3 separate regions of the Homo sapiens genome follow, and all the other regions are linked to region 1. A link is an interaction called in ENCODE POLR2A ChIA-PET data of the cell type or tissue named here. Cell type or tissue: HepG2. All regions are shown on one strand. Each heading gives the region's core, and the rest is flanking DNA. Links, peaks and the distances in the headings are about the cores only.

Region 1 (10,154 bases), core at 2,086-7,085:
AGCACTATTCACAAGAGCCAAAGCTGGGAAAACCAAGATGTCCATCATCTGAGAAATGGCTAAACAAAATGTGGTGTATCTATACAATGGAATATTATTCAGTCATTAAAAAGTGAAGCTCCGATACAAGCTACACTGTGGATGAACCTTTAAAACATTATACTAAGTGAAAGAAGCCAGACATAAAAGGCTGTATAATACTGTATATCCATTTATATGACATATGCAGAATAGGCAAATCCATAGAGACAGAAAACAGATTAGGGCTTGCCAGGGGCTGCAGGGATGGGGGAAAGGGAGTGACCACTTAATGGGTATGGGGTTTCCTTTTGGGGAGATAAGAATGTTCTAGAATTAGTGGTGATGGTGGCATAACATTGTGAATGTATTCAGCTTCTTAATAGTAAATCTTATGTCTATTTTACTATAATTTTAAATCAGTTCAATTTAAAAAATGTAGTTATGGATATAAATGGAAGAGCAAACAGAACAAGCTTTTTTTGGAAATAATATTTCTTTTGGTTATTGAAAAAGAAACATAGTCCTAAGACTAAAGTCTAAAATATAAAAAACATAAATGACGAAGCCTTCTTCTTTCACATGTATCCAGTGTCAGAGTGCTTGGTATAAAGTGTATTTTACAAATTCAACTATTTTGTTTATTGGCAGACTCTATAGTGGTAGATCTGGAATTTGTATGTTGAGTGTTACATAGATATTTTTGCTTAACCAGTTTAGATTAACAAGATAAAGCTTACACTTCAGAACTGTATGCTTGTCTCAATTAAGATTGAAGAGAGCTCTTTGTTAATAATTTTTTAAAGAGCATGACTAGAAATAGATTCATCATCAGGTTTTAATTTTGTTAAACTTTTATTTGATTTGGGCTTTTTGATGGTACTGGTGCTGGTAGAAGAGCACAGAAAGCAATGGATTGAATTGTAGTTTACTTGAAGCAAATATGAAGGTCAAAGATAAAATATTTCAGTGAAAAATATTTTTAAATGTCTCATTTTTGTGCTTATATTCCAGTACTTATTGCTAATTGCTAATTGAATTGCATGTGTCAAAACATAGTCACCAATAAGTAAAAATGCTTGCATTTCCAATTATGTTGGAGTTGCCAGAGTGATATGTTATACAGAAGGAAACCAGATGTGTTATTTTCATGTGCTAAACTCTCTAATGAAAACATAAGGCGTTAATGAAATCTCAAAGGTGGAAGCCCAGACAGAAAGCATAATTAGTTCATTTACAACTTGATCTTCCCTACTACATTTATTTAATGCTCATTTTATGATACCACATAGAGCTTTAAAATAACACATAAAATGAAGTTTATAAGCCATATGTTGTTTTTTACTGCAATAAAATTCAATAGCCTCCTTAATCTAGGGTTTAGATAAAACAGGTTGGATTTGTAAAGTCATGCTTGTGTTTTAAATTAGGTCAAGCTATATTGTATGTGTTAGCTGATTAACTAGAATATACTGGTCTATACAGAATCTGAACCAGTAATCCTTCACACTATAGTCTTTTTTTTTTTTTTTTTTTTTACTCTAAATGGTTGGAAAGAACATAACATGCTAAAAAAAAAAAAAAAAAAAAAAAGCATAAGTTTTAAGAGTCAAACTAACCTGAGCTCAGATCTAGATCCAGCCACCTAATGGTTGTTTGGCATTAAAAAGTATGTACAGATACATATCAACTTCTCCATCTATGAGATCCTTTCTGCACAGGGTTATTACAGCGCCCAGAAAGTGGGTATGTAGGGGCTGGCCCCTGCACTTGTGGTTATATGGTAGCTGTGATGGTGTTGATGATAATTCAGCTAACTTTTGTACAAAAGACAAATATAGGTTCCTGTGGTTAACTGCTCTCTAGGCACTCACTGTTTTCTCCATACCTCTGTCTACTGTTGGGAGTAAGTAAAAATGTCAGATTAATACGACTAATTTGGTAAAATGATGTGAATGCTTAACTGTCCCCATTATCCAGCTCACCTGATAGTTCCTGAAATTGGTACCAAAGCACTTGTGTTGGAAGAAGTGGTTCACCTCCTGAAGGTCTTCCCGTTTTCTTCTTTGGGCATTCATTATAAATCAGTCATCATTTTATATAGATTGTTAACTAAGATTACATTTGGCATATAATAAGATCCTTCTGTGATGACTCCATGAAGCGCTACTTAAAATGGACTAGAGAAGGCTAAGTTTTTGTTTGATATTCATTCCAAGGATGTGGTCAATGGTCTACATGGATTCTCTATTGATATATATCTGAGCCACCCTTGCTCTCTCATGCATGGCCTGATTAATTGCAAAAACTAAGTGCATGCAAACAAAACTGTTCTTTGCTCCAGCTGTTTCCATCTGCATTGTCATTAGCGACATAGCCCAAGGTGGAAGGTTATTAGACAACCAATGAACACATCATTGGCATAATCTCATCTTATTGATTGGACAAGTCCCCATTAAGTCATCTTTCTGGAATACTTGGGATTTTTCCTTTTATTTCATAGACATTCATTCATTCCGTCATTTAACACATATTTATCAGGCACCAGCTGTGTGCCAGGAACCCTTATAGATGTTAAAAATACAAGCAAAACTCCCTGTCCTTTCTGTGGGAGATGTAATTGGCTAGGATAAATACTAAGCTGCTGTAACAAAGAGACCCAGAAATATCGTGGCCTAAGTAAGATAGAAGTTTCTCTGTCTCGTATTTAGCAGTTCAGCCTGGGAAAGCAGCTCTGCGTCAGGATGTCTCAGAGCCCAGCTTCCTGCCCCCTGTGCTAAGCCAGCCTTAGACATCTGCTTCCCACAGAGGATCAAGGCTTGGCTGCTGCATTCACCTCCCAGCTCACAGTGAGGGGCAAGTCTAGGTCAAGCAATGGCTCCCTAAGTGAAGCTGACCCACACATAACCCACACCCCTTCTGCCCACTTTCGTCCCCACTGACTCTAACCTGGATATGGTCAGGCTCAGCTGCAGTGTGGCTTCTTGCTGGACCTAGCTTAACGACGAGCCTGGTGGGTGTGTTTGAGAAGCAGGGTGGGATCTCCAACTCCTACCTTGGGAGAGAATGACAGTGAACCAAACAAGTAAAGTATACAAAATGTCAGATGATCGTCAGTGCTGTGAAGGAAGAGAAAGCAGGGCAGTGGGTAGGAAGTGCTGGGGAGAAACTGCAATTGTAAATAGATTGGTGGGAAGCCTCACTGAGGTGGTGACATTGCGGAAGGACTCCAGCAGCTGAGGTGCAGTCCTTGCGGCAGTCTAGGGGAGCATTGTGGACAGAGGCACTGACAGGTGAGGAAGATCTGTGGGAGGGGCAGGGAGTGTGTTGAGGGATTTGCTTGTAGTTGGGGGCACGTGCTTTGGACATGGTGAGTTGAGATGCATCTTTATCCATGTGGAGGTGCCAAGTAGGCTGTGAGATGCATGACTCTGAAGTTCAAGAGAGCAGATCAGACTGGAAAGAAAATTTCAGAGTAGTGAAATCAAGTATCCTACTTCATCTTTCATGTAAATGCCATGCTCATTTCTGCAGGGAGAGCACAGCCAGGCCACAGTGGCCATGGGACTTTCTGGGCAGCAGATCTATTGGAGTGTGCCTGGCAGCTGGTTCTGCAGGAGCTCACCTGCCCTAATAGAATGTTCAGGCCCTTCTGCCTCAGTGGGTCTTGGTGTCTGCGTGAGGAGCTTGCCCAGGGAGGAAACTGAGATTAAGAGCTGTGAAAAAAAGTCTTGTTTGTGGCCAGGGTGGAAAGTGGCAAGAGCCAGGTTTTGGACAACAGTTCCCTTCCTCCCAAGCAGCCCCGCCTGAATGGGGCCCTTTGTTAGGAAAATTCTCCAGGAAGAAGGATGTTTTGTTGAGCAGGTTTTTAAACATTGCATAGTAGGAAGTTGGAGAGGTTAAGCAAGTAGGGAGTAGCAGTAGAAGGCAGAGGAGGGAGCCTGGCAAGCCCAGGCGGAGTCCAGCTGTGACTGCCTGTGCACATCCTTTCCCATTTCCCTCCCTACTTGGGCCCTTTCCAGATGCAGTCACCTCCACAGAATGCCCCCCGCCCCTGCCCCAGGACACCCAGACGTTGCTCAGCATGCTTACTGCCCCCACGTCTGATCACAGTGGCCCGTCATGCAGACACCAAGACCAATGGGAAGGCGGAGGACCCCGAACATCTCTGTGGGCAGGTGAACTCCTGCGGAACCAGCTGCCATGCACACTGGGGCAGCTCTGCAGTCTGGAAAGCCCTGTGACTGCTCTGTGGCCTGGCTGAGTTCTCCCCACAGAAATGAGCAGGGCCCTTACATAAACAAACATGAGCTGTACTTTGGTTATCATTACCCAACAGAATGTTTTGATCTCAGAAGCTACCTGCATCTGTGGAGCAGTGCGGTCTACTAGAGGGGCTCAGAAGGCCTGAATCCAGTTTTCAAGCTGCCTCTGCTTTGCTGTGTAACCTTGAGCATGTGACTCAAGGTCTTGATTTTCTTGGGTATCAAATGAAGCTCATCAATGAACGCTCACCACTTTACCTAGTGAGGAGGGTGAGGCACTGAAGGTGTGTTAGAAGCTGTGTCTACAGAAGCTAGTGTCCATGTTTTAGCCACCTCTGTGGCTTGCAAATAGGTTCCTCATTTGCAGCATCTGAGAAGTTGCTCTTGCCTTTGTCCAGTGTGACAAGTCTCTCCAATAGATGTGTTTCAAGGCTTTCCAGCTATGCTTGAAGCTCTTTAGGGGATGCAATGTGGGGAGAGGATATGGATTTCTGCACCTTGGTCTACTCCAAAGAAGTTCAGATGGGACTTTATAAAAACACTTGGCAGATTTTGCTGGAGACCTCCATTTCCTTTTCTTCTATTCAGATTTTCCTCAAACTTTTTTAATGCCTTGTAGGATGTCGTACTCGTAATAGACACTCAGGACATAATTGTTCAGTTGAGTTGAACTCCTAAGGAGATGCATAATATAAAAGTGAACCCATGTAATGTAGGTAAAATTTAAGCTGAAAGAAAACAATCCTTGCTCTGAAGTAAATTGCTAAAGGGTAGTGCTAACATTATGGTGGAATTTAATAACTTAATTGGTTAGAGTAAGAAATATTTTGTATTCCAGAAAAGTTAAAAACTTTCCAAGGCATGTGGACCTTCCTATTTCCACTTCTTCAGAAGTACTTTCGGAATCCTAATAAGATACGGGCAGAATTCCTGGCTGGCATTCAGTCTGCTTAGTGAACTAGAATGGGGCATTTAGTCAAGGCATGTGAGTGGAAAGAATCTTTCATCTCAGTATCATTGCCACAGGTTAGCAAAACAATACCTTTTCCTTTAGCGTAGATAAGTTCTTTTCTTAGGAATTATCAGCAATATCTCAATTAACAAAAACTTTATAGAGTGGAAGCCACTTTATATAGCTAGTATAAATCTGCCCCCCCCCCTTATTTTTGGTTTTGTTTTGTTTTTGTTTTTGTTTTTGTTTTTTGCTGCTCAAGTCATAAAGAATTATAAGAAAATAGTTTTTTTACTAGAAACTAAAAAGAATTAGTTTCTAGAGCTGTTCTAAAATCAAATGATATTCAGTTCAATCTCCTATTTATGTCTGCATTGCTATATGTGACAAAGCTAAAAATGATGAACTAAAAATGACGAACCCATTTCCTAGAAAAAAAGAATGTTTGCTCTGAGTGTTACCATAAACTCATACATATAAACAAGAATCAAGAAGGCAGTTTCCAGAGCCCTACTTCCCATGAGCACTCTCTGAGGGTGTTTGGATCAATAAGATGCCTGTTGTTATATAGGTGTCAAAAATCAAGAAGTAAAACTTGTATATTTTTCTTGTTCATCTTTAGATGTCACTGCCTGGGGAAATGTGTGGAGAAGGGGCATATTGGATGTACTTTTCCTTTAAAATTGATATTACTGTGGCAACTATATATCATTGACATTACAGTATTGTGCCCTATAGTATTAGATATGTGTTAACAAGACACGTTTAGAGAACATAAATCCTGAGTTACAAACCACCAAATTAAGAAGAAAATCTCCACTTTTGGGACATTTTAACCTATCTGTAAGTTAGAGACAGTTCCTTTTATATTAAGGAAAATAAGTTGACGAATGTATTATAGAAGGATTTTAAACAATAAGAACTTAAAGGACTCTAATTATGATACTACTTTAACCCAAAATCCCTATTCTTACCAGGATTTTTCTGAATATCCAGTTTTGTGTCAATTGATGAGCTTAATGGTTACAACAGTTGAGAACTTTGAAGTCCTCCACTCAAATCATGTATTAAGCTTCATTTTTACGACAGCTATTGCCAAAACCCCATATTGTGTAGGGCTGGGTTATTTGAGCAAAAATTTAAGCTAAGGAGACTCTTCTCCCTCTGAAGTGAACGCCTTCCTCACCAATGTAAATGACAGCTTCCCACAGCTTCACCATTTGGTCCAGATGGATAATGCTTTCATTTCCAAGTCACTTCCCCTTCTCTGTGGCTGCTATTTCAACTTGCGTGGGATGCAAGTTCCTCTCCAGTTATGCATTTTCAGTGTTTGCACAGCTGTGCTTGTGCTCATATGGCCTTTTGTGACTCTGTCCAGTGATAGAGGCTGTTTCAGATTAGATTTAATCTCTATCAGGTCAGGGTTGTAATTTTTTTTAGCTTGCTGTATAATGAACATTTAGTGTGTGCCGTTTGCTTATTATAGTGTTCTATAGAGTTAGAAGTGATGAAATATATTTTGTGAATATTAAACATGTTTACAAATAAATGTCCTTTAAAATGTATGATTGGATTATGAGCCTTATTCATCTAAGCCCAAAACATATGGTGTGTGTGCCTTCCCAGATGGCAATAAGAGACTTTTATATGTGTGGCCTAGAATCACTGAGACTGGAAATACCAAGACTCATGCTCCAAGATGATAGTTCCTGCTATCCTGTTTTTATGATTCAGTAATATTAACCCAAGTGTTTCTCTCTGGGGCTGTAGTCTCAGGTGTCATACGATCTTATTGGGAGTGAGGGGTGTGTAGCCAGGGAGAAGGAGAAAGGCACCAGATGACAAATTGGCTTGTGTTTAGGTGCCATCTTGTACAAATATAGACACAGACCTTCAATCTCTAGAGTTGCAGTGTCCATTATGATAGCCATTAGCCACATGTGGCTACTGAGCATTTGAAGTGTGGCTAGTCTGAATTCAGATGAGCTGTGTCTTTAAAACCACACCGGATTTTAAAATTTTAATACAAAATAGAGAACGCAAAATATGTCATAAATAATTTTTATATTGAATACATATTGAAATGCAATATTTAAGATATATTGGCTAAGTAAAATAGACTAAAGTTAATTTTACCTGTTTCTTCTTCTTCTTCTTCTTCTTTTTTTCTTGAGACAGAGTCTCGCTCTGTCGTCCAGGCTGGAGCGCAGTGGTGCGATCACAGCTCACTGCAGCTTCATAGGCTCAAGGGATCCTCTCAATTCAGCCTCCCAAAGTGCTGGGATTACAGGCATGAGCCACCGCACCTTGCCTCTCTTTTACGTTTTAAATGTGGTTCCTAGACAACCTGAAATGACATGTGAAGCACACATTATACCTCTACCTGGAGTAATCTTCAGTCGAGGGGAGGCTCCTGTGGTGAGCAGCACCTGCCGGGGAAGCAGAGTGAGGGCCCCTCAGCTCACTCAGGGCATCTGCTTGGGAAAGAGAAAATGTAACTGCCCCTCTGTGTAGATTCATGCCCCTTTTAAATCCATTTCTCTCATTATTTTGGGGTTAGTTAAGTAGGATATGCTGTTTAACTGCACTAGATATAGATCTCTGATTTAAATGAGTTTGTTTATCCTGGTACCCTCAGGATAGTTTTAAAATGGTAATTACTATCATCATCATTACAGTGGCTAATGATTCTACAGCACAGCCAGTCCCACACACTTTACATAACACATGAGCCAGTCACTATTATTACCTCCATTTGAACAGATGGCAACTTGAAATTCCAGTCAGTGTCTCAAGGTCACACAGGTAGAGGTTGACCCAGGCCATGGGGTTCAGAATCTGCCCTGAACCACAAAGCAGTACTGCCCTCTAAAATAAGATCTATTTCTTGACTTTCTTAGCACATGACTATGCCGGCCTTTCCATAGTGTAATAACAGTATTAGTCTTTTCTCCAAAACTTAGATGTTTTCCAGTAGTTTAACAGCTAAGGCATTCAGAGATGTTTACTGTCTCAAAAACTGGGGTCTACTGTAAGGTTCTGGATGATCCAACTCCTTGTTTTCCCCTAAAGTTGCCCCAAAAAGCATACATGCATTCAGTCTGCTTAAAAATATGGTGTAATTCCAATTAAGTACAAAACATTAGTTCCCTGCCACATGCCAAGTACTGGGCAACCAGAGGTAAAGATGACAGACCCCCAGCTCACAAAGAATTCTGCTCTGGTGGAGCTGAAGGCAGATTCTAGTAACACAATGTGTTGAGGATTGTGTGTCCGTAGCGCTCTGGGAACAGAGGAGAGGGACACCCTGCACATTGTGGGGTGCCGGGTAAAGGTGTCCCATTAAAGACATCTTCTGGGTGGAGGGGGTGCTTGAGCCATCTTTAAATATCTCATGCCAGTTTTCTCACAGCATGGGAAGGCCACTGGTAAGGGTGCCTGCCAGCTTCGCCATAAACACTGCATCTGCAGTTGTTCAGAGCATGCTGACCCCATTCCTGTGGTTTCAGGTGCCAGCAAGGTCAACCTCGTGAAGATCGCGTCCACGGCCTCCAGCCCACGGGACACGGCGCTGGCTGCCGTTATCTGCAGCGCTCTGGCCACCGTCCTGCTGGCCCTGCTCATCCTCTGTGTCATCTATTGTAAGAGACAGTTTATGGAGAAGAAACCCAGCTGTAAGTTTTGAGCTCATTACATTTCTTAGCATTTAGGGGAAGGGCATTTATTACTATTGTCGTGCAAGTGTTCCACAAGAGACTTGGCTGAGACAAGCACCAGTGAGTTGTGAAAGAACGCAGGGCACAAGAAACACAGGTGATCCCTGAACAGCAGAGGGCTAGGAGAGCAGTTAAGAATCCACACGTCAGTGTTGACTCCCCAAAAACTTAACTACTAATAGCCTATTGTTGACGGGAAGCCTTACTGATAAACAGTTGGTTAATACATCTTGTTTATTATATGTTTCTTTGTTTTTTTGTTTTTTTGGAGACAGAGTCTGGCTCTGTCACCCAGGCTGGAGGGCAGTGGCGTGACTTCAGCTCATGGCAACCTCTGCCTCCCGGATTCAAGTGATTCTCCTGCCTCAGCCTCCGGAGTAGCTGGGACTACAGGCGCCCGCCACCACGCCTGGATAATTTTTGTATTTTTAGTAGAAACGGGGTTTCACCATGTTGGCCAGGCTGGTCTCGAACTCCTGACCTCGTGATCCGCCTGCCTCGGCCTCCCAAAGTGCTGAGATGACAGATGTGAGCCACTGCACCGGCCTATTATATGTATTATGCCCTGTATTCTTACATTAAAGTAAGCTAGAGAAAAGAAAATGTTACTAAGAGAATCATAAGGGAGACAAAATAGATTTACTCTTCATTAAGTGGAAGCGGATCATTGTAAAGGCCTTCATCCTCATCATCTTCATGTTGAGTGGGCTGAGGAGGAGGAGGAGGAGGGTTGGCCTTGGTGTCTCAGCGTGGCAGAGGCTGAAGAAAATCTGTGTATAAGTGACCTGCGCAGTTCAAACCCGTGTTGCTTAAGGGTCATCTGTAGAATTCACTGAGGTTGCACAGCTTTGTAAGGAGACTTACAAGGCTGTGATGTCCCTGCGCCACTAGGCAAAAATAAAAATCATTCTCAGTAATGGCAACATTAGTACCCTACATTTTGAACTTTCTTAACAAATTATTTCATGTTTGTGCTTCCATGTAAGAAGAAGTCATCAAACATTGGAAGGATAGCTGATTTGTTCTTTAAAAATACAAAAGCTAGAATGGCACAGGTCCACTAGAGAGGAGACTGTGTTCCCTGACAGAGTTCTCACCCCTCATTTAGGGTCTCTGCGGTCACAGGACATTCAGTACAACGGCTCTGAGCTGTCGTGTTTTGACAGACCTCAGCTCCACGAATATGCCCACAGAGCCTGCTGC
Region 2 (10,154 bases), core at 2,448-7,447, 120 kb after region 1:
CAATTTCATTCTTTTGCATGTGGAGATCCAGTTTTCCCAGCACCATTCTTCGAAAGGACAATTCTTTCCCCAATTAGTTGTCAACTGAACATAAATGTATGGCTTTTTTTTTTCTGGAATCTCAGTTGTATTCCATTGACCTGTATGTTTATCCTTATGCCAGCACCACACAGTCTTGATTACTGTAGCTCTGTAGTAACTGCTTCAATTGGGAAGTGTGAGCCCTCTAGCTTTGTTCCTTTTCAAGATTGTTTTGGCTATTCTGGGTCTCCCACATTTCCGTGAGAAATTTTATTAGATTTGTCATTTTCTATAAAAAAAAGCAGCTGAGGTTTTGATAGAGATTGTGTTAAATCTGTAGGTCAATTTGGGGTGTATTGCCATCTTTAACAATAGTAAGTCTTACAATCCATGAACATGAGACATCTTTCCATTTATTTAGGTCTTCTTTCTTTCAATAATGTTTTACAGTTTATACTTTACAAGTCTTGAATTTCTTTTGCTAAATTTATTCCTAAGTATTTTACTCTTCCAGATGCTATTGTAAATAGAACGGTCTTCTTAATTTAATTTTTAGGTTGTTTATTGCTAGAATACAGAAAAACAATTTTTGCATATTGATCTCATACCATGCAACCCTGCTGAACTGGTTTATCAGTTCTTTTTTTTTTTTTTTTTTTTTTTTTTTGAGATGGAGTTTTGCTCTTGTTGCCCAGGCTGAAGTGCAATGGGATGAGCTCGGCTCACTGCGGCCTCTGCCTCCCAGGTTCAAGCAATTCTCCTGCCTCAGCCTCCCTGGTAGCTGGGATTACAGGTGCACACCACCATGCCCGGCTAATTTTTTGTATTTTTAGTAGAGACAGGGGGGTTTTGCCATGTTGACCAGGCTGGTCTTGAACTCCTGGCCTCAAATGATCCACCTGCCTTGGTCTCCCAAAATGCTGGGATTACAAGCATGAGTCACTGCACCCAGCCTATCAGTTCTCTGTGTGTGTGTGTGTGTGTGTGTGTGTGTGTGTGTGTGTGTGTGTGTATTCCTTAGGATTTTCTATATACAAGATCATGCATGTCATCTGCAGAGAGATAATTTTATTTCTTCCTTGTAATATGAATGCTTTTAATTTTTTTCTTGACAAATTCCTATGGTGAAAACCACCAGTACAATATTGAATAGAAGGGGCAATGGCAGACATTGCTGTCTTATTCCCATCTCAGAGGAAAGCTTTCAGTCTTTCACCCTGAGTATAATGTCAGCTGTGGGCTTTTTCTAGGTGCTCTTTTTAGGCTGGGGATCAGCATTGACTCTTGATTCCTTATCCGCAGTTACTGCCAATCAATCCTGAAGTCCTGATAATTTTATCTCAATATATTCCTTGTAGTTTTTCCCTTCCATACTCATCCTCAATGCCCAGGTTTAGATCCTCATCACCTCTTGCCTAAACTGTAAGGCCTTTGGGGTACGTAGGGTCTATGTGCATATATGTTTTACTTACCAAAAAAAGTTACATTCATTAAACAAAACCAAAATGCTGTGGAAAATGAAGACAAGAACAGGCAGCAGCTACCAGAAATAAAAATATCCTTGCCAAAACAAAAACAAAAACCAAACCAAAAACAGTGGGAAGAGCAGGAGGATAAAATCAAGGCAATCTCCAAGAATAAAGCAAAAACACAGGAAGAAGAGATAAATCAAATGGAGGAACTTCTGTTTCATCAGCATAATGGGTCTGCTATTTCCAACAGTCCTGAATGAAACAACTAAACTCTGGATAAAATATTTAAAAGAATTTTTTTTGGTAAATGTGTTGCTGAGAGAAGAATAAAATGTTATCAAAATGATGTAGATCATTCCAGCAGATTAAAAAACAGATGTTTTTAAGTATATGGTCATATTCACTGTATTTTTCTATTTGTTTTCATCTATTTCTTGGATAGATTGTTTTCTCCCTGCCTTCAATCTCTGTACCCCCCATCTATCACCCATACTGAAACCTTAACTTTTTGCCTGCAGCTTATATCTGCTCATGTCACTTCTCTGCTTACAAACTTCAAACCTCTAAGGCCTCCCTATTCCCTCCCCAGTCATATATAAGCCTCTGAGCAGACATAAAGAACTCTTCAGGACTTGATCCCAGTCTGATTTTCAACCCCCAAACAACAGCCCCTCCCTTCTGTTCCAAGTTCCCTATCATCAAGCAACCAGGACTAATATATTCTCTAACCACTTTCTATCATACCTTACCTGTTCCTCACTCCCTCCTCCCTACTGTGGCTTAAGCTAGGGTAAAATCTGAAGCAGAAGCAACTAAGCCCAGATTAATGGTCATTTCTGACTCCACGAGGCAAAATTCAACACTTCTCTATTTATAATAGTGTTCTCACAGCACTGCATTGTATCATTTTTCACACTGTCTTGTACATGTATATATCATCCATCCTGAAAGATGTCATTCAAATGAATTAACACACATGAGGAGAAGTGGTGGTGGGATTAAATAAAAGTTGTGGTTTTAGTGTTCTAAATAATTTAGTTCTAAAACATCTCTATCGGAAAAAGGTTTTATGGTTGACTTGGGAAAGAAAGTAGAATAAGCAAAATCACTGGGCAGGATAAGTTAACATGGAGATTTTTCAAACTGTGCACCAGTATCTACTAATGGTTTGTAAAATCTGTACAGTAGCTTGTGACCTGCATTAAAAAAAAAAAAGAAGAAAATGGGACAGAAAATATATAGTGCACAGCACAGAGGGTAACTTTAGATTTGTGGTACTTTTGTTTCAGTTTCACTCCCACATATATGTACATATACACCTAAATGTACATACATGTATCTGTACAATAGATCATAATGTAAAATGCATTTCTTACTGCAGGTTTGCTCAAAATGCTTAAACGCCAGTGAGTAAACAGTTCAAGGACAGATTAAAAAATCAGTGCTACTAAAGTAAAAAGAGAAGTCAAGGATATAAAGGCAGGTGAAAATGCTTAAGATGGGTGATCTCGTGGCTTATTCTGACTTTACCCATGGGGCAAGTGGACCATAAACACAGCAATGGCTGCTGTGGCTCTCAACTCTGAGCACTTTAAAGTATTTGTGTTTCTCTAACATGGTAGCATCAGAATGCAGGGCAAGTCCCAGTGATGTGCAAGTCTCTACTGATCTTGCTTCTGTTGTTCCTGTCTTCATGATGCACTTAAAATCTGGTTATCATCTAAACAGAACAAAAGGAGTCATAGGTTGTAGGTTAAACTTATAAACTATGTTTTGCTAACCATTCTGAGATGCACCATCCTAGAAAATAAAAGACAGTGAATTTCTGAAGTAATCATAATGAACAAATAGAGGATGTGAAAGTAATTCAGATTACTGTGTTACAGTATTGTACCACAGTTAATTTCCTGGGTTTGACGGTACACATGGTTACACAGAATGTTATCACTGGGGAAGCTGGGTGAAAGGTACTTTGCAACTTACGAACATAAACTATTTTGAGATAAGAAGTTATTAAAAAATAAGATTAGAGTGTTTTGTGAATTCCAAGGATTAGTCCAATAGACTAGTTTGAGATTGACTCCACTGCAGTAATCATGTTTATTACTCACTACTGATGAGCTTAGAGCTGAATTACCTTATTTCAAATAAGCAAACTCCACTGCACCTAGTGTTACTCTACTTGCCTTCAGTACTGTGCTTCTCTAAACTAACTGTGGCAGCATATTATTCTCTAAAATATTTTAATGTATTTCTTTATTCATGTTCATTTAAATTCAATCAGGACAGAGTGTTCAACTTCTTAGAGGACATACTAAGTTTTAAGAGGGAAAATGGGTTAGAAAAAGTGGTTATGAAATAAATGTAAACTATCATTTGATTTATAGACATCTATTGCTTCCATTTAAAGGACTTAGCAGTATGAAAGGATTGTTTAGACGTACTTTGGCTTAAGTGGGAAAAAGTTATGGCTGCAATTGTATAAATCATTTCAAATACTGTTTGATTTTAGCTTTTGAGTGTCTGAGTTTTTCTAAATGTTCTGAGAAAGTCTGGTTCACTTTTCACTCTCCATAAATCAGCAAGTATTTCAAAGCTTCCCCAAGACACAAAAAAACATACACATGTGAAAAGAATGATTGCATCATCACTAAGTTAGGAATTTGAAGATAATGTATGTTAAAGAAAGCAAATAACTGCTTTCTTTTATAATTATTAAATATATACATTACAAATCATGATGTGTGCAAGACACCAAGATAAACTATTCTAGCACATTAATAATCACATATGGTCATGGAAGGCTGTTGGGGGCACGAATCACCATAACCATGCTCAAGCAACTAGCTGTGCATTATCATGGGGACCCCTGGTGGCCTGGCCAATGGCTAGCCTTGGGGAGCAGAGACTCCCTCAAAACTCACTAATGAAAGAATGCTGAACACACAGATTCCCATCAATTTTGGTCTATTTGTTTTTCTTGCTTTGACACATCCTATGTGCAACTGATTTTATTTATACATACCATTTTTATCATGTCAATTACCCGTTTTTTTCAATTCCCCTTTCAAGCTCTACATTATTTTATTATACTGACAATAATAATAATAATAATACATGACATCTGCTTAGTGTTTACTGGGTGCCAGGCACTGGGCTAAGTGCTTTGATCATACATTATTTCAGTCATAGTCCTGTGATTTAGATATCACCATCTTACTGATGAAGATCTCACGCCTAGCTCACCTGATTCTACAACACCACACTCTACAGTATGCCTGAATTATCCATCATATCTGATTAATCTCACTCTCCTCAGAGGAGCCACCTCTACTCATGTTGTAACTCCTCCACACAGAGCTTCAGCTTTGTACAACCTGTTTCCACACATAACTTTCTCAATCCTTTCTTGTTAATTTGAATATGCCCACTCTTTATCCTGGAATGTTCTCTTCTCTCAAGTACACACACTAGCACTCTTTCAAACCATAGGTCAAACCAGAAACATGCCAAATAAGGATGTTTGCCTTTTCTATTATTATTTAGCAACAGTTTGAAAGTTCAAGCCATTGAATCAGCTGAGGACAAACAGAAACGTACAGCTATTGGAAAGCAGCAGCAAAAATGTTATTTACAAATGTTGTGAGTGATGTGTATGTAGAAAACCCCGAAATTGTGGCAGGTATCAAAGATAGTATGTTTTCATTAGAATTTCCAGCCACAAAAATCAACAAATGAAAACAAGTAACTTCCTTATGTATCAGTGATAATCAGCTAGAAAAAGGTGGGAGGATAAACATCCCATTCACAACAACAAAAAACCATAAAACAAATACATTTAAAAAGGTGTATGGGGGGGGCAGTTCCAAGATGGACGAATAGGAACAGCTCCAGTCTACAGCTCCCAGCGTGAGTGACGCAGAAGACGGGTGATTTCCACATTTCCAACTGAGGTACTAGGATCATCTCACTGGGGCTCGTCGGACAGTAGGGGCAGGACAGTGGGTGCAGCCCACCGAGTGTGAGCCAAAGCAGGGTGAGGCATCGCCTCACCCAGGAAGCACAAGGGGTCAGGGGATTCTCTTTCCTAGCAAAGGTAAGGGGTGGCAGATGGCACCTGGAAAATCGGATCACTCCCACCCTAATACTGTACTTTTCCAACGGTCTTAGCAAACGGCACACGAGGAGATTATATCCCGCGCCTGGCTCAGAGGTTCCCACACTCACAGAGCCTCGTTCATTGCTAGCACAGCAGTCTGAGATTGATCTGCAAGGCAGCAGCGAGGCTGGGGGAGGGGCGCCCACCATTGCTGAAGCTTTGAGTAGGTAAACAAAGTGGCCAGGAAGCTGGAACTGGGTGGAGCCCACCTCAGCTCAAGGAGGCCTGCCTCAGTAGACTCCACCTCTGGGGGCAGGACATTGCCAAACAAAAGGCAGCAGAAACCTCTGCAGACTTAAATGTCCCTGTCTGACAGCTTTGAAGAGAGTAGTGGTTCTCCCAGCATGGAGTTTGAGATCTGAGAACGGACAGACTGCCTCCTCAAGTGGGTCCCTGACCCCCGAGTAGCCTAATTGGGAGGCACCCCCCAGTAGGGGCAGACTGACACCTCACACGGCCGGGTACCCCTCTGAGACGAAGCTTCCAGAGGAATGATCAAGCAGGAACATTTGCTGTTCAGCAATATTTGCTGTTCTGCAGCCTCCGCTGCTGATACCCAGGCAAACTGGGTCTGGAGTGGACCTCCAGCAAACTCCAACAGACCTGCAGCTGAGGGTCCTGACTGTTAGAAGGAAAACTAACAAACAGAAAGGACATCCACACCAAAACCCCATCTGTACGTCACCATCATCAAAGACCAAAGGTAGATAAAACCACAAAGATGAGGAAAAAACAGAGCAGAAAAGCTGAAAATTCTAAAAATCAGAGCGCCTCTCCCCCTCCAAAGGAACACAGCTCCTCACCAGCAACGGAATAAAGCTGGATGGAGAATGACTTTGATGAGTTGAGAGAAGAAGGCTTCAGATGATCAAACTTCTCCGAGCTAAAGGAAGATGTTCAAACCCATTGCAAAGAAGCTAAAAACCTTGAAAAAAGATTAGACGAATGGCTAACTAGAATAACCAGTGTAGAGAAGTCCTTAAATGACCTGATGGAGTTGAAAACTACGGCACAAGAACTACGTGACGAATGCACAAGCTTCAGTAGCCCATTCGATCAACTGGAAGAAAGGGTATCAGTGATTAAAGATCAAATGAATGAAATGAAGCGAGAAGAGAAGTTTAGAAAAAAAAGGGTAAAAAGAAATGAACAAAGCCTCCAAGAAATAAGGGACTATGCGAAAAGACCAAATCTACGTCTGATTGGTGTACCTGAAAGTGACGGGGAGAATGGAACCAAGTTGGAAAACACTCTGCAGGATATTATCCAGGAGAACTTCCCGAACTTAGCAAGGCAGGCCAACATTCAAATTCAGGAAATACAGAGAACACCACAAAGATACTCCTCGAGAAGAGCAACTCCAAGACACATAATTATCAGATTCACCAAAGTTGAAATGACGGAAAAAATGTTAAGGGCAGCCAGAGAGAAAGGTCGGGTTACCCACAAAAGGAAACCCATCAGACTAACAGCAAATCTCTTGGCAGAAACTCTACAAGCCAGAAGAGAGTGGGGGCCAATATTCAACATTCTTAAAGAAAAGAATTTTCAACCCAGAATTTCATATCCAGCCAAACTAAGCTTCATAAGTGAAGGAGAAATAAAATACTTTACAGACAAGCAAATGCTGGGAGATTTTGTCACCACCAGGCTTGCCCTACAAGAGCTCCCAAAGGAAGCACTAAACATGGAAAGGAACAACTGGTACCAGCCACTGCAAAAACATGCCAAATTGTAAAGACCATCGATGCTAGGAAGAAACTGCATCAACTAGCGAGCAAAATAACCAGCTAACATCATAATGACAGGATCAAATTCACACATAATAATATTAACCTTAAATGTAAATGGGCTAAATGCTCCAATTAAAAGACACAGACTGGCAAATTGGATAAAGAGTCAAGACCCATCAGTGTGCTGTATTCAGGAAATCCATCTCATGTGCAGAGACACACATAGACTCAAAATAAAGGGATGGAGGAAGATCTACCAAGCAAATGGAAAACAAAAAAAGGCAGGGGTTGCAATCCTAGTCTCTGATAAAATAGACTTTAAACCAACAAAGATCAAAAAAGACAAGGAAGGCCACTACATAATGGTAAAGGGATCAATTCAACAAGAAGAGCTAACTATTTTAAATATATATGCACCCAATACAGGAGCACCCAGATTCATAAAGCAAGTCCTTAGAGATCTACAAAGAGACTTAGACTCCCACACAATAATAATGGGAGACTTTAACACCCCACTGTCAACATTAGACAGATCAACAAGACAGAAAGTTAACAAGGATATCCAGGAATTGAACACAGCTCTGCACCAAGCAGACCTAATAGACACCTACAGAACTCTCCACCCCAAATCAACAGAATATACATTCTTCTCAGCACCACATCACACTTATTCCAAAATTGACCACATAGTTGGAAGTAAAGCACTCCTCAGCAAATGTAAAAGAACAGAAATTATAACAAACTGTCTCTCAGACCACAGTGCAATCAAACTAGAACTCAGGATTAAGAAACTCACTCAAAACTGCTCAACTACATGGAAACTGAACAACCTGCTCCTGAACGACCACCGGGTACATGACAAAATGAAGGCAGAAATAAAGATGTTCTTTGAAACCAGTGAGAACAAAGACACAACATACCAGAATCTCTGGGACACATTTAAAGCAGTGTGTAGAGGGAAATTTATACCACTAAATGCCCACAAGAGAAAGCAGGAAAGATCTAAAAATGACACCCTAACATCACAATTAAAAGAACTAGAGAAGCAAGAGCAAACACATTCAGAAGCTAGCAGAAGGCAAGAAATAACCAAGATCAGAGAAGAACTGAAGGAGACAGAGACACAAAAAAGTCTTCAAAAAATCAATGAATCCAGGAGCTGGTTTTTTGAAAAGATCAACAAAATTGATAGACCAGTAGCAAGACTAATAAAGAAGAAAAGAGAGAAGAATCAAATAGACGCAATAAAAAATGATAAAGGGGATATCTCCACCAATCCCACAGAAATACAAACTACCATCAGAGAATACTATAAACACCTCTACGCAAATAAACTAGAAAATCTAGAAGAAATGGATAAATTCCTTGACACATACACTCTCCCAAGACTAAACCAGGAAGAAGTTGAATCCCTGAATAGACCAATAACAGGCTCTGAAATTGAGGCAATAATTAATAGCCTACCAACCAAAAAAAATCCAGGACCAGACGGATTCACAGCTGAATTCTACCAGAGGTACAAGGAGGAGCTGGTACCATTCCTTCTGAAACTATTCCAATCAATAGAAAAAGAGGGAATCCTCCCTAACTCATTTTATGAGGCCAGCATCATCCTGATACCAAAGCCGGGCAGAGACACAACCGAAAAAGAGAATTTTAGACCAATATCCCTGATGAACATCAGTGCAAAAATCCTCAATACTGGCAAACTGAATCCAGCAGCACATCAAAAAGCTTATCCACCATGATCAAGTGGGCTTCATCCCTGGGATGCAAGGCTGGTTCAACATATGCAAATCAATAAACATAATACAGCATATAAACAGAACCAAAGACAAAAACCACATGATTATCTCAACAGATGCAGAAAAGGCCTTTGACAAAATTCAACAGCCTTCATGTTAAAAACTCTCAATAAATTAGGTATTGATGGGACATATCTCAAAATAATAAGAGCTATTCATGACAAACCCACAGCCAATATCATACTGAATGGGCAAAAACTGGAAGCATTCCCTTTGAAAACTGGCACAAAACAGGGATGCCCCCTCTCACCACTCCTATTCAACATAATGTTGGAAGTTCTGGCCAGGGCAATCAGGCAAGAGAAAGAAATAAAGGGTATACAATTAGGAAAAGAGGAAGTCAAATAGTCCCTGTTTGCAGATGACATGATTGTATATTTAGAAAACCCCATTGTCTTAGTCCAAAATCTCCTTAAGCTGATAAGCAACTTCAGCAAAGTCTCAGGATACAAAATCAATGTGCAAAAATCACAAGCATTCTTATACACCAATCACAGACAAACAGAGAGCCAAATCATGAGTGAACTCCCATTCACAATTGCCTCAAAAAGAATAAAATACCTAGGAATCCAACTTACAAAGGATGTGAAGGACCTCTTCAAGGAGAACTACAAACCACTGCTCGAGGAAATAAAAGAGGATATAAACAAATGGAAGAACATTCCATGCTCATGGATAGGAAGAATCAATATCGTGAAAATGGCCATACTGCCCAAGATAATTTATAGATTCCCCATCTATAAATAGGGTAATGCCCTATTTATAGGTAATGCCATCCCCATCAAGCTACCAATGACTTTCTTCACAGAATTGGAAAAAACTACTTTAAAGTTCATATGGAACCAAAAAAGAGCCCGCATTGCCAAGACAATCCTAAGCCAAAAGAACAGAGCTGGAGGCATCATGCTACCTGACTTCAAACTATACTACAAGGCTACGGTAACCAAAACAGCATGGTACTGGT
Region 3 (10,154 bases), core at 2,694-7,693, 96 kb before region 1:
TAAGTACCCTAAAGTGTTTCAGTGTTAAAGGCAAGAAAGGGGAGGAAATGGAGGGGTGTGGCGGTCAAGAGTTGTTCGTGGCTGGGTGTGGTGGCTCACGTCTGTAATCCTAGCACTTTGGGAGGCTGAGGTGGGTGGATCACCTGAGGTCAGGAGTTCGAGACCAGTCTGACCAACGTGGAGAAACCCTGTCTCTACTAAAAATACAAAATTAGCCAGGCATGGTGGCGCATGCCTGTAATCCCAGCTATTCAGGAGGCCGAGGCAGGAGAATCGCTTCCACCTGGGAGGCAGAGGTTGCAGTGAGCTGAGATTGCGCCATTGCACTCCAGCCTGGGCAACAAGAGTGAAACTCCGTCTCAAAAAAAAAGAGTTGTTCGTTTGTGTGTTCCCTCTGTTGTTCCACACAAGAGGGTCCATGTCTTTCTGTTTGGTCCTTCGGAGGACATTCTGGATAGGTATCCCTGATGCCTCCTCTCCTCCCCTAGTCCTCCCTTCCCCTGTCCGCACCTTTCTCAGGAGCATCAGCCCCACCCTGGAGGACACAGATGATGACTCAGTGCAGCCTCCCTCTCTCTGTGTCATGCTGGTGTCTCTGGAAAATGCACAAGCCCTTGTGCCAAGGAAGGGGGAGGGACACAAACAGGCATGGCTTGTCTCTCCACCAGTGAAGCTAAGGCTGATTAATCCCCCAAGTACCTAAAGAAAACATAACTTACCATTAATCTACATGAGGAATTTGTTATCAACCCCACGTCTTCTGTCACTTTGACCCAGACTGTACTCCTTACAAAACAATCACCTTGGCTGAACTGAGTCAAAGGTGCACCAGGCTCTCTCCTGGCCGAATTTCCATCATGAAGTCCCCACGTTAGTTAGCTGAGAACTCCTCTGCATGAGCCATCAGGGCAAATGGCACCATGAGCGATATTTTTTTCTCTAATCTCCAAGTTTCTCTACTGAGAGCAAAGGTGAATACACACATAATGTTGAAATGGATGGCTGGGCATGGTGGTTCACTCCTATAATCCAGCTACCTGGAAGGCAGAGGTGGGTGGATTGCTTGAGCCCAGGAGTTTGAGACCAGCTTGGGCAACATAGCAAGATTCTGACACTAAAATAAAAAGTCAGCCAGGTGTGGTGGCTCACACCTGTAGTCCTAGCTACTCCAGAAGCTGAGGTGGGAGGATTGCTTGAGGTCAAGGCTGTAGTGAGCCATGATTGCACTACTGCACTCCAGTCTGGGCAACAGAGCAAGACCTTGTCTCTGGGAAAAAAAAAAATAAAGACAGTCTTCTTAATTACCCTTGCACATGTAGGTTGCATTCCCAAGACTAGAATGCAAAAATACAGCCACATTGTCCTGTACCAATTTATAATCTCGCTGTCAATGTATGACAAATATGCAATCCCCTGTGCATCACCAGCTCCTCATATGTGGAGGACTTGAAGGATGGGACAGAATTGGGCAGGAAGGAGAGCAAGGAGACGTGGGGGTCAGGAGGTGTTGGATGAAGCAGTGCCAGGAAGGCACAGAGGAGAGGCCAGCACACAGGGAACTAAATGCATGCATCCACACTCGCTTGTTTATTCATTCAACAAATGCTCTTTTGGTGCCTAGTACATGCCACCCTTAGGTATTCCCTGTGTTGGGCACTGTGCGAGGCATTGGGTGCACGTTGAGAAACAATATAGGGTTTGTGGAATACAAAGCTCAGAGTTGCAAAGGAACCAGGCTGGAGGCTCAGTGGAGGGGAGACGACATGCCCCTGTGTAAGCAAGTGTGGGCTCCACCCTATAGGTAAAGGGAATGACAGGATCTTGTGGGAGATTTTAGATGATTCTTAATGGTGACCATAAGGAAAATGGATTCAAAGGGGCTGAGACTTTGGGGCATGGTGAAGGAAATGCTTGTTTGCCCTCTTAGGAAAGGTGATGAGCTAGTGCACTTCTGAATTAAATTGGAGACTTTATCTCAAGGTGAGAGTTCAGGCTGCACTGTCACGTGTAAATAAATCATTTATACCTTAAAAACAATCATCTAAAAATGACATCAGAAGACATACAAACACTGAAAACCCTCCAGCACATAAATGAAGTACTCTGAAGGTGACTTGATGGCTTGATTTTGCTGTTACCGACAAGGAGACTCCAGTTCAGAGAAGTCCTGGCTTTCCTAATCCTAACACAAAATCCAGAAATTAGGGGAAAAAGAAATGTAAAATGCACATGAGTAATACTGGGGGAAGGGAATGGAAAACAAAATTCAACATGAGAATGGAAGGAAAAACAAAATGAAGTAAAATACAATATAATACAATACAACAAATAAAACAAATCAGGGAAAAAAAAGTCTGTACGTGAACAATAGTAGACCATGAGCCAAGAATAATCTATTTGATTGATTGTGTTATATACATACACACACACACACACACACACACACAAGCTTAAAATGCAAGCAGCAGATTGGGAGACAATATTTGCAAATATATGAGATCTACATTATTACTTAAAACATAAATATCAGCCGGGTGCTATAATCCTAGCAGTTTGGGAAGCTGAGGTGGGTGGATCACCTGAGGTCAGGAGTTCGAGACCAGCCTGTCCAACACGGCAAAACCCCATCTCTACTAAAAATACAAAAACTAGCGGGCGTGGTGGCGGGCACCTATAATCCCAGCTACTAGGGAGGCTGAGGCAGGAGAATCGCTTGAACCCGGGGGATAGAAGTTGCTGTGAGCCGAGATGGCGCCACTTCACTCCAGCCTGGGCAAAAGAATGAAACTCTGTCTCAAATAAATAAATAAAATTGTTTCGAATCAGTCAGAACATGCTAAATAATAGAAAAAGAGATAGGAAATCGTAATAGTGGAAATACAAATGGCCAGTCAATATTTGAAAAATTGTCTAACTTCACTTATAATCTAATAAAGAATTCAAATTAAAATAATATTAATCAAATTAAAACAATGAGATAATATTTTCACCTATTTAATTGACAAGGATTTGAAAATACTGATAAAATTCAATGCTAGCAAAGGTGAGGTTTTGCGTCCACAACGTGTTTTCATTTCACACACTGCTGGCAATATCATCCACTGATCCGACCTTTTTGAGAGTAGAGTGGAAGTGCCATATCATTTCAAATGTGCACACCATCAAACCGAGCAATCTTGTAGGAATTTTCCCTGTATAAATATTAGCACACTCAACAAAGGTATGAACTATGATGTCGTTCACCATAACCGGTTGGAAATAATGTCTACCAATAAAGAAATATGCTAGCATTCTGATATCTTTAATCTACAGAAGTAGGTTATAAAACAATATAGTAGAGGATATTATAAGCACCTGTTTAAAAAAAGTGTCCATGTGCTTGAGTGTGTGTATGGCACGTGTGGTATGTGTACCTGTGTGAGGTGTGTATAGTGTGTGAGTGAGGGGTGTGTGTGTTGTGTGTGTGACTGTATACGTCTGTATGAAGTGTGTGAGGGATAGGTGTCTGTGAGGTGTGTGTTTCTGTGTAAGGCATTTGTACGTGTGTGGTGTGTGAAGTGTGTGTTTATGTGAGATGTGTGTGTGAGTTGTGTGTGTGTGGTGTGTGTGGCATGTTTGTGTGGAGCGTGTCTTTGTGTAGCATGTGTGTATAGTGTGAGGTGTGTGTGCATGTGTGGGGTGTATAGGGGGTGTCTGTATGAGATGTGTGCACGTGTGTCTGTGAGAGGTGTGTGTGTGCATGTGTGAGGTATATGAAGTGTTTGTGTGATGTGCGTGGTGTGTTTCTGTGTGGTATTTGTGTGGTGTGTACATGTGTGATGCATGGGGTGTGGGGTGTGAAGTGTGTATGTGGTATGTGGTATGTGTGTGCATGTATCCAGTGAATTAAATTGGAGACTTTATCCCAAGGTGAGAGCTCAGGCTGCACTGTCACGTGTAAAGAAATCATTTATACCTTAACAACAATCATCTAAAAATATTGACATCAGAAGGCATGCAAACACTGAAAACCCTCCAGCACAGAGGCTAAGTACTCTGAAGGTGACTCGATGGCTTGATTTTGCTGTTAGAAACAAGGAGACACTAGTGTGAGTTTGTGTAGCATGTGTATGGTGTGTTTGTGTGTGAGGTGGGTGTGTTACATGTCTGCATGGTGTGTGTGGGGTGTGTGTATATATATGTGAGGTGTGTGGGTTTGTGTGTGGCGTGTGTGGTCTGGATGTGTCTGTGTGTGGTTTGTGTGTGTGTGAGGTGTGTGTGTATATGTGAGATGTGTATGTGGTCTATTTGTGTGTGTGGTGTGTGAGGTGTGTTTGTGGTGTGTGAGGTGTGTATAGTGTGTGAGGTGTGTGGTGTATGTTTGTGAGGTCTGTGTGAGGTGCATTTGTGGTGTATGTGTGAGGTGTGTTCGCATACATGTGTGTGGTATGGGAGGTATGTGTGTGGTGTGTGAGGTGTGTGTCTGTGTGAAGTATGGGGTGTGTGAAGTGTGTGGTGTGTATGTGTGAGGTGTATATGTGTGTGAAATATGTATGTGGTGTGTTTGTATGTGTATGTGTTTGAGGGGTGTGTGTGTATGTGTGTGAGGTGTGTGTGTGTGAGGGGTGAGGTGTGTGTGGTGTGTGTGCGAGGTGTGTGGGGGGTTGAGGTGTGAGATGTGGGAGGTGTGTGGTGTGTGTGAGGTGTGTGTATGTGTTGGAGGTATTTGCGTATGTATGCGTGTGAATGTGTGTATGTGTGTGAAATGTTTATGTGGTGTGTTTGTATTTGTATGTGTGTGAGGTGTGTGGTGTGTGAGGAGTGCCTGTGGTGTGTGTGTGAGGTGTGTATATGTGTGAAATATGTATATGGTGTGTGTGTATGTGTGTGAGGTGAGTGTGGTGTGTGAGGTGAGTATATGTGTGAAATGTGTATATGGTGTGGTGTGTGTGTGAAGTGTATGTGTGTGAGGTGTGTATGTGTGTGAGGTGTGTATGTGTGTGAAATATGTATATGGTGTATTTGTATGTGTATATATGTGAGGTGTGTGGTGTGTGTGTGTTATGTGTGTGAAATGTGTATATGGTGTATTTGTATGTGTATGTGTGTGAGTAGTGTGTGGTGTGTGTTATGTGTGAAGTGTATGTGAGGTGTGCTATGTGTGTGAAATGTGTATATGGTGTATTTGTATGTGTATGTGTGTGAGTGGTGTGTGTGGTGTGTGGTGTGTGTGAGGTGTATGTGAGGTGTGTATGTGTGTGAAATGTGTATATGTTGTGTTTGCATGTCTGTGGATGTGTGGTATGTGTGAGGTGCCTGTGAGGGGTGTGCACACACCGGCACAGATACACTGAGGAGATGTCCCTCTTGGCTCAGCGGCGTGGACGTGTGCTATGGGATTGGAACAGTCGGGAGGAGGAAGGCGCTCGCCTTCTCTGTGCGCATGTCCTTTGACTTTTTCTTACAGACTCCTGCTCTGATGTGCTGATCTCTGAGTCATGTTTCTCTTTTCATGCTAGACCTTTAGAGAGGAAATGGTGCAATTTCTATTCTAGTTCCAACACAAGAGACCTTTCTTCTTAGGAACCTCATTTGAGGACAGCATCTTATTTTGCAATTTCTCCCCCAGTGTCAGAGACATTCCCAACAAAGGGGGTGATTGTCAGAGGTATTTGTTTCATAAAGCTTTGCACATAGATACAATTGTGAGATAAAGCAGCAGAAACGCATTTCACGTATTAAATATCACACTGAAGTAGCACTTAAGATACCAACGAGAAGGTTAAATAAATAAGAGAGAAAGAACACCCTTGGCAGAAAGCACAGCACGGCTACCTCCCTCTCTCCAGTATTTGCCAGTAAGGAAGAACTGCTGCGGCAGGAGTTGCTGAGCTATGCTCGTGTTCTCAAATCCAAAGAATATTTGTCTGGAAGTGTGTTCAACAGCTGTTGACAGGGGTTACCTCTGGGCGCAAAATAAGGCTTTTGCTTCTTGCTTTAACTATTTAAATTTACATAATTTTTTTTAAAGAAGAAAATTAGAATTGTGGGTGAGATTGGTAATTTTTTTACTTTGTTTTTCCGTAATCGTTCAATTTTCTATAATAAAATATGCTGTTTTGTAATCACAAAAAAAGAAAAAAATGCTTGAAATTAAACCTTAAACCGTGGTTTTTTTTTTTTTTTTTTTTTTGGATATGTCTTGCTTTGTTGCCTGGGCTGGAGTGCAGTGGCACAATCTCAGCTCACTGCGGCCTCAACCTCTTGGGCTCAAGAGATCCTCCTGCCTCAACCTCCCAAGTAGCTGGGACTACAAACACTCACCACGCACTACAGGCACTCACCACTTTTTTTGGGTAGAGTTCGGGGTCTCAAATTCCTGGCCTCAAGCAATCTTCCTGCCTCAGCCTTCGAAATTAAACATTTTTAAAAGGGGGAGTCCATAAGCCTCCTGTAGCCGATTTCTGTGGCCCAAGAAGCCCAGGGCAATTTACAGAGGCCATTAACACTTCAGTGGCAGAGCTCTGTGCTTGTGAAAACTAAAACACCCTTTTAGAAATATATTTGATTTAATTAACAGAAGATAATAGTGAAATAGTATGATCTAGAGTCATACAGGCCTGAGGTCAATTTCAGCCACATGACCTTGGAAAGTGACATAGCCTTTCTGACCCCTGGTTTCCCGGCCTGTGAACTGGGGGAGTTGATTAAGAGCCTGCAGAGCACCCGGCAAAGGGCAGCTAGTCAAGCAGAATACCGTGTGGAAACTGAGAGTTCCCCAGTATCCTCAGCCTCTTAGAGACCCCAAATAAGCTGTCATATCATCAAGACATTCAAGGCAGGGCTGGACACCTTCTGCTTCTGCCCACACAGCCTCTCCTGCCGGAGTCCCATGTATAGTGGGCCTTGGGGCTCTTCCCCTTTAATCACTCTCCTGACTTCACCAGCGAGACTTCCGCCATCTTTTGCTCGTTGATATTTACCATTCACCTGTTTCACAACCGGCCCTTCAAGATGACCCCCCCCTTAGACATAGTGCAAGAAGTCCTGTGTCTCCCCAGCTCCTCGGGTCTCTGCTCTGTCTTTAGGAAGGCCGCACCACTCCAGGAGAGCAGAATCACAAAATGTTGCCCTGCCCAACACTGTCCCCGCCCCACCACACACAGACCACCTCTCCTGTGTTCCCAGGTGCTCCTCCTGTCTCCATGGAGATGCCTGCCTCTGCTACACCCCTGGCTCATGTACTCTTGAAGGACCAAGCACCAAACATCCTTCTGTCTTTTGGGGCTCCCTGCCCCTGCGATAGTGGAAGACTCGCTTACTGTCTAGCTATACCTGTGTAAGAAGGTCCCTGTCAACCACTGAACTTTGTACTCTCTCTCTATTTTGAGAGAATCTCAATTGTAATTTCATACCTTCATCTAAAGAATGGTGTATATGTAACAATGAATTTTAACATGAACAAAATATTCCCTCTGAAAAACGTCCTAACACACTTCGGATTTCTCATATGTATAGAGAATAAGGCTTTTGCTTCTTGCTTTAACTATTTAATTTTACATAATTTTTTTCAAAGTCAAACTTTTGATTTGAAAGTGAAATTCCACTTTCAAATGCTATGAAACATGTTGTTTGCCAAAATGCAAAATATCTTTTTTGTTTCAACACGAGAAATGCTTAGAAAAAACAGAATTACAGAGACTTTCTCTTCCGATGGGAAACAATTTTTTCTCACCTGCTACAATCAAAGATGACAAGGCTATTTTTTTTAGCAACACTTTAAATAGCTGAGAGTTAAAGTGTGTTCCATGCTTACTGCATGTCAGTACTATTCTGGTGTTCACAAGAACCCTCGGTGTAGGTACTCTTATCATCCCCATTTTAGAAACAAGAAAGCTGAAGTTTCAAGTAACTTACTCATACTCAGAAGTTCACACATAAGTACTGGAATTCAAGCCAAGGCCACCCCATGTGAGAGGCCATCTGCCTACCTAACTAGGACACTGGAAGGTAAAAAGTTGACTAAAACAGTTTCCTCTCATAAAATTTCTTATATTTACATCCAATAATATATGTATCTCTTACTTGCTTTTCAATTACCTATAAAGCTGGAAAATAAATATAAACTAAACTCTGAGACTCAGGCAGCAGATAGGAAGTAACCTTGATAAACTTAAGAATGTTCCATAAGTAGTCAATTTCTGCTGATGAGAAATAGCAACTGTGCCATAGTATATGCTTTATAATAATCTGATACCTGAGGAAGAAAGAATACCATATATAACTGGAAGGAACGCAAAATGGTGCAGCCACTTTGGAAAACAGCTCAGAAGATTCTCATAAAACAACCTATATCTTTCACATATATGACTTAGCAATCTGACACAGGGAGACCAAAACAACAGGGAGAGAAAACAGAGCAGTGGTTTCCAGAGGTTAGAAAGGTGGGGAGGAGGCCAGGCGCAGTGGCTCACTCTTGTAATTCCAGCACTTTGGGAGGCCGAGGTGGGTGGATCACCTGAGGTCAGGAGCTCAAGACCAGCTTAGCCAATACGGTGAAACCCCATCTCTACTGAAAATACAAAAATTAGCCGGGCATTGTGGCGGGCATTTGTAATCCCAGCTACCCAGGAGGCTAAGGCAGGAGAATCGCTTGAACCCTGGAGGCAGAGGTTGCAGTGAGCTGAGATTGTGCCACTGCACTCCAGCCTAGGCAACAGAGCGAGACTCCATCTTAAAACAAACAAAGGTGGGGAGGAGTTGAATATAAAGGGAGACAGAATGAGGAGATTTGGGGGTGATGGAACCATGGTGATGGACACATGACTGTGCATTTGTCAAAACCCATAGAATGGTTCACTGTAAATCTTCTGAATAGATTCTGTAGTTTAATTGACAGTATTGTACCAAGATTAGTATTTTGACAATTGTTCTATAATTATGTAACCTGTTCACATACAAAGAAGTTGGGTGGAGGATATATGAGAACGTCCTCTACTACTTTTGCAATTCCTCTTTAATCTAAAATTATCTCAAAACAAAAAGTTTTTACAAAGCAATTTTATGATAAGCTGAGTATGGTGCCAAATAGGATTTCTGACACAGTTAAAACTGCCTTTATTTTCTATCGTGTATTAGAGGAGAAAAAAAATCTAATTTGGCCTTAGGAATTTTCTTTTCAAAATATACTATAAGCTGTATTTGTAAACATTCTCTTATTTCTCATTCTCTGAAATTGAAGGATTCTCCATCTATATTACCTCCTGACACTACAGTTCAATTTTATTTAGCAGGACCACTTTATTTTCCCTTTTTCCTCCAAAATAGATTTTGTGGGTTCCTGATTTTCACCAGTTACTCTAACTATTCTGTGTATTTAATGCCCCAACTATGTGCTGGGTGCCCTTCCATTGGATGGGTGGTTGCATTATTAAATGTTTTGACTTTATTTAGATAGGCATTTCTTGAATCAATTTTTAAGAGCGTGCCTGTCTTTATCTAACTTACTTCCTGATGAAGCGCAGATCTTTTTTTGGTAGTGGTAGTATTATTCTGAAGATGTTTCTTAGTGCCTCCTTTTGCATTTTCCTGCTGTTTCACCAACAGTTTTTGTTAGCATTATCAAACTCTACTGAGAACCAAGATTCGTAATTAGCCTGGTATATTAATCAGGATAAATGCTGAGGAGGCAGAAAAGGAAATGGAAAACATTTGATTAATTATAAGACATGAGTTGGATAGCTTCTCTGAAAACTAGCCTGGGCTCAGTAAAGTATTTAGAGGGCAATATGGCAGGTAAGAGTGACTTGGAGTCACTTATGAAAAGTTGGAGAGCAGAAGGCAGCTGGGTGCAGTTGGATGGTCTGCGGCAGTTTCCAGCATAAAGCACCCTTTCCATCACTGATGCAGGGTGTGCATGTGTGTATCTGCTGAATTAACTTGTCCTTGTTGTGGTAGTTGCTGTTGTTGTCAGTATCAGAACCACCATGTAACAGATAGTTTTGCCCGATTCACAGACAGTTTGCTTCTTTGGCACCTTCTGGATTTGACAGATTGTTTAAATCACTAGCTGCTCTATTAGCTGGTAATTTGGATAAGTATTTCTAATTTCCAATTTTGCCTGAGGGACCTTTAAGAATTGAAGCTAACAGTGCTGAGGGACTAGAAAGACAAGC

Evidence for each region. ChIA-PET counts read pairs that join two places held together with the same protein. Peaks named below come from ENCODE experiments on the same cell type or tissue, not always from the same donor. Only the 100,000 strongest peaks of a DNase experiment are listed, where the experiment ranks them.
Region 2: POLR2A ChIA-PET joins it to region 1 with 5 read pairs; 2 of 35 experiments call an interaction of 5 or more read pairs at or near these places.
Region 3: POLR2A ChIA-PET joins it to region 1 with 8 read pairs; 3 of 35 experiments call an interaction of 5 or more read pairs at or near these places.

The regions. Positions count from the first base shown.
Region 1 is chr13:23,650,306-23,660,459 of GRCh38, forward strand. TNFRSF19 (TNF receptor superfamily member 19) reads left to right here. Exons shown (of 10, transcript NM_148957.4): 6 at 8,745-8,909; 7 at 10,060-10,154. Among named protein-coding and RNA genes, the nearest start is that of TNFRSF19, 85 kb to the left of the region's middle. RefSeq lists enhancers at 3,609-4,110, 4,351-4,490. In HepG2, for the core only: no CTCF peak of the experiment used is centred there; DNase peaks (open chromatin) are centred at 3,996, 4,326 and 6,566; H3K4me3 peaks cover 1,095 bases.
Region 2 is chr13:23,774,124-23,784,277 of GRCh38, forward strand. All of the region lies in intron 16 of MIPEP (mitochondrial intermediate peptidase), which reads right to left. Among named protein-coding and RNA genes, the nearest start is that of PCOTH, 110 kb to the right of the region's middle. RefSeq lists enhancers at 2,681-2,730, 3,511-3,560. In HepG2, for the core only: no CTCF peak of the experiment used is centred there; a DNase peak (open chromatin) is centred at 4,978.
Region 3 is chr13:23,553,621-23,563,774 of GRCh38, forward strand. No RefSeq gene overlaps it. Among named protein-coding and RNA genes, the nearest start is that of TNFRSF19, 12 kb to the right of the region's middle. RefSeq lists enhancers at 6,875-7,054, 8,285-8,514. In HepG2, for the core only: no CTCF peak of the experiment used is centred there; a DNase peak (open chromatin) is centred at 5,611; H3K4me3 peaks cover 685 bases.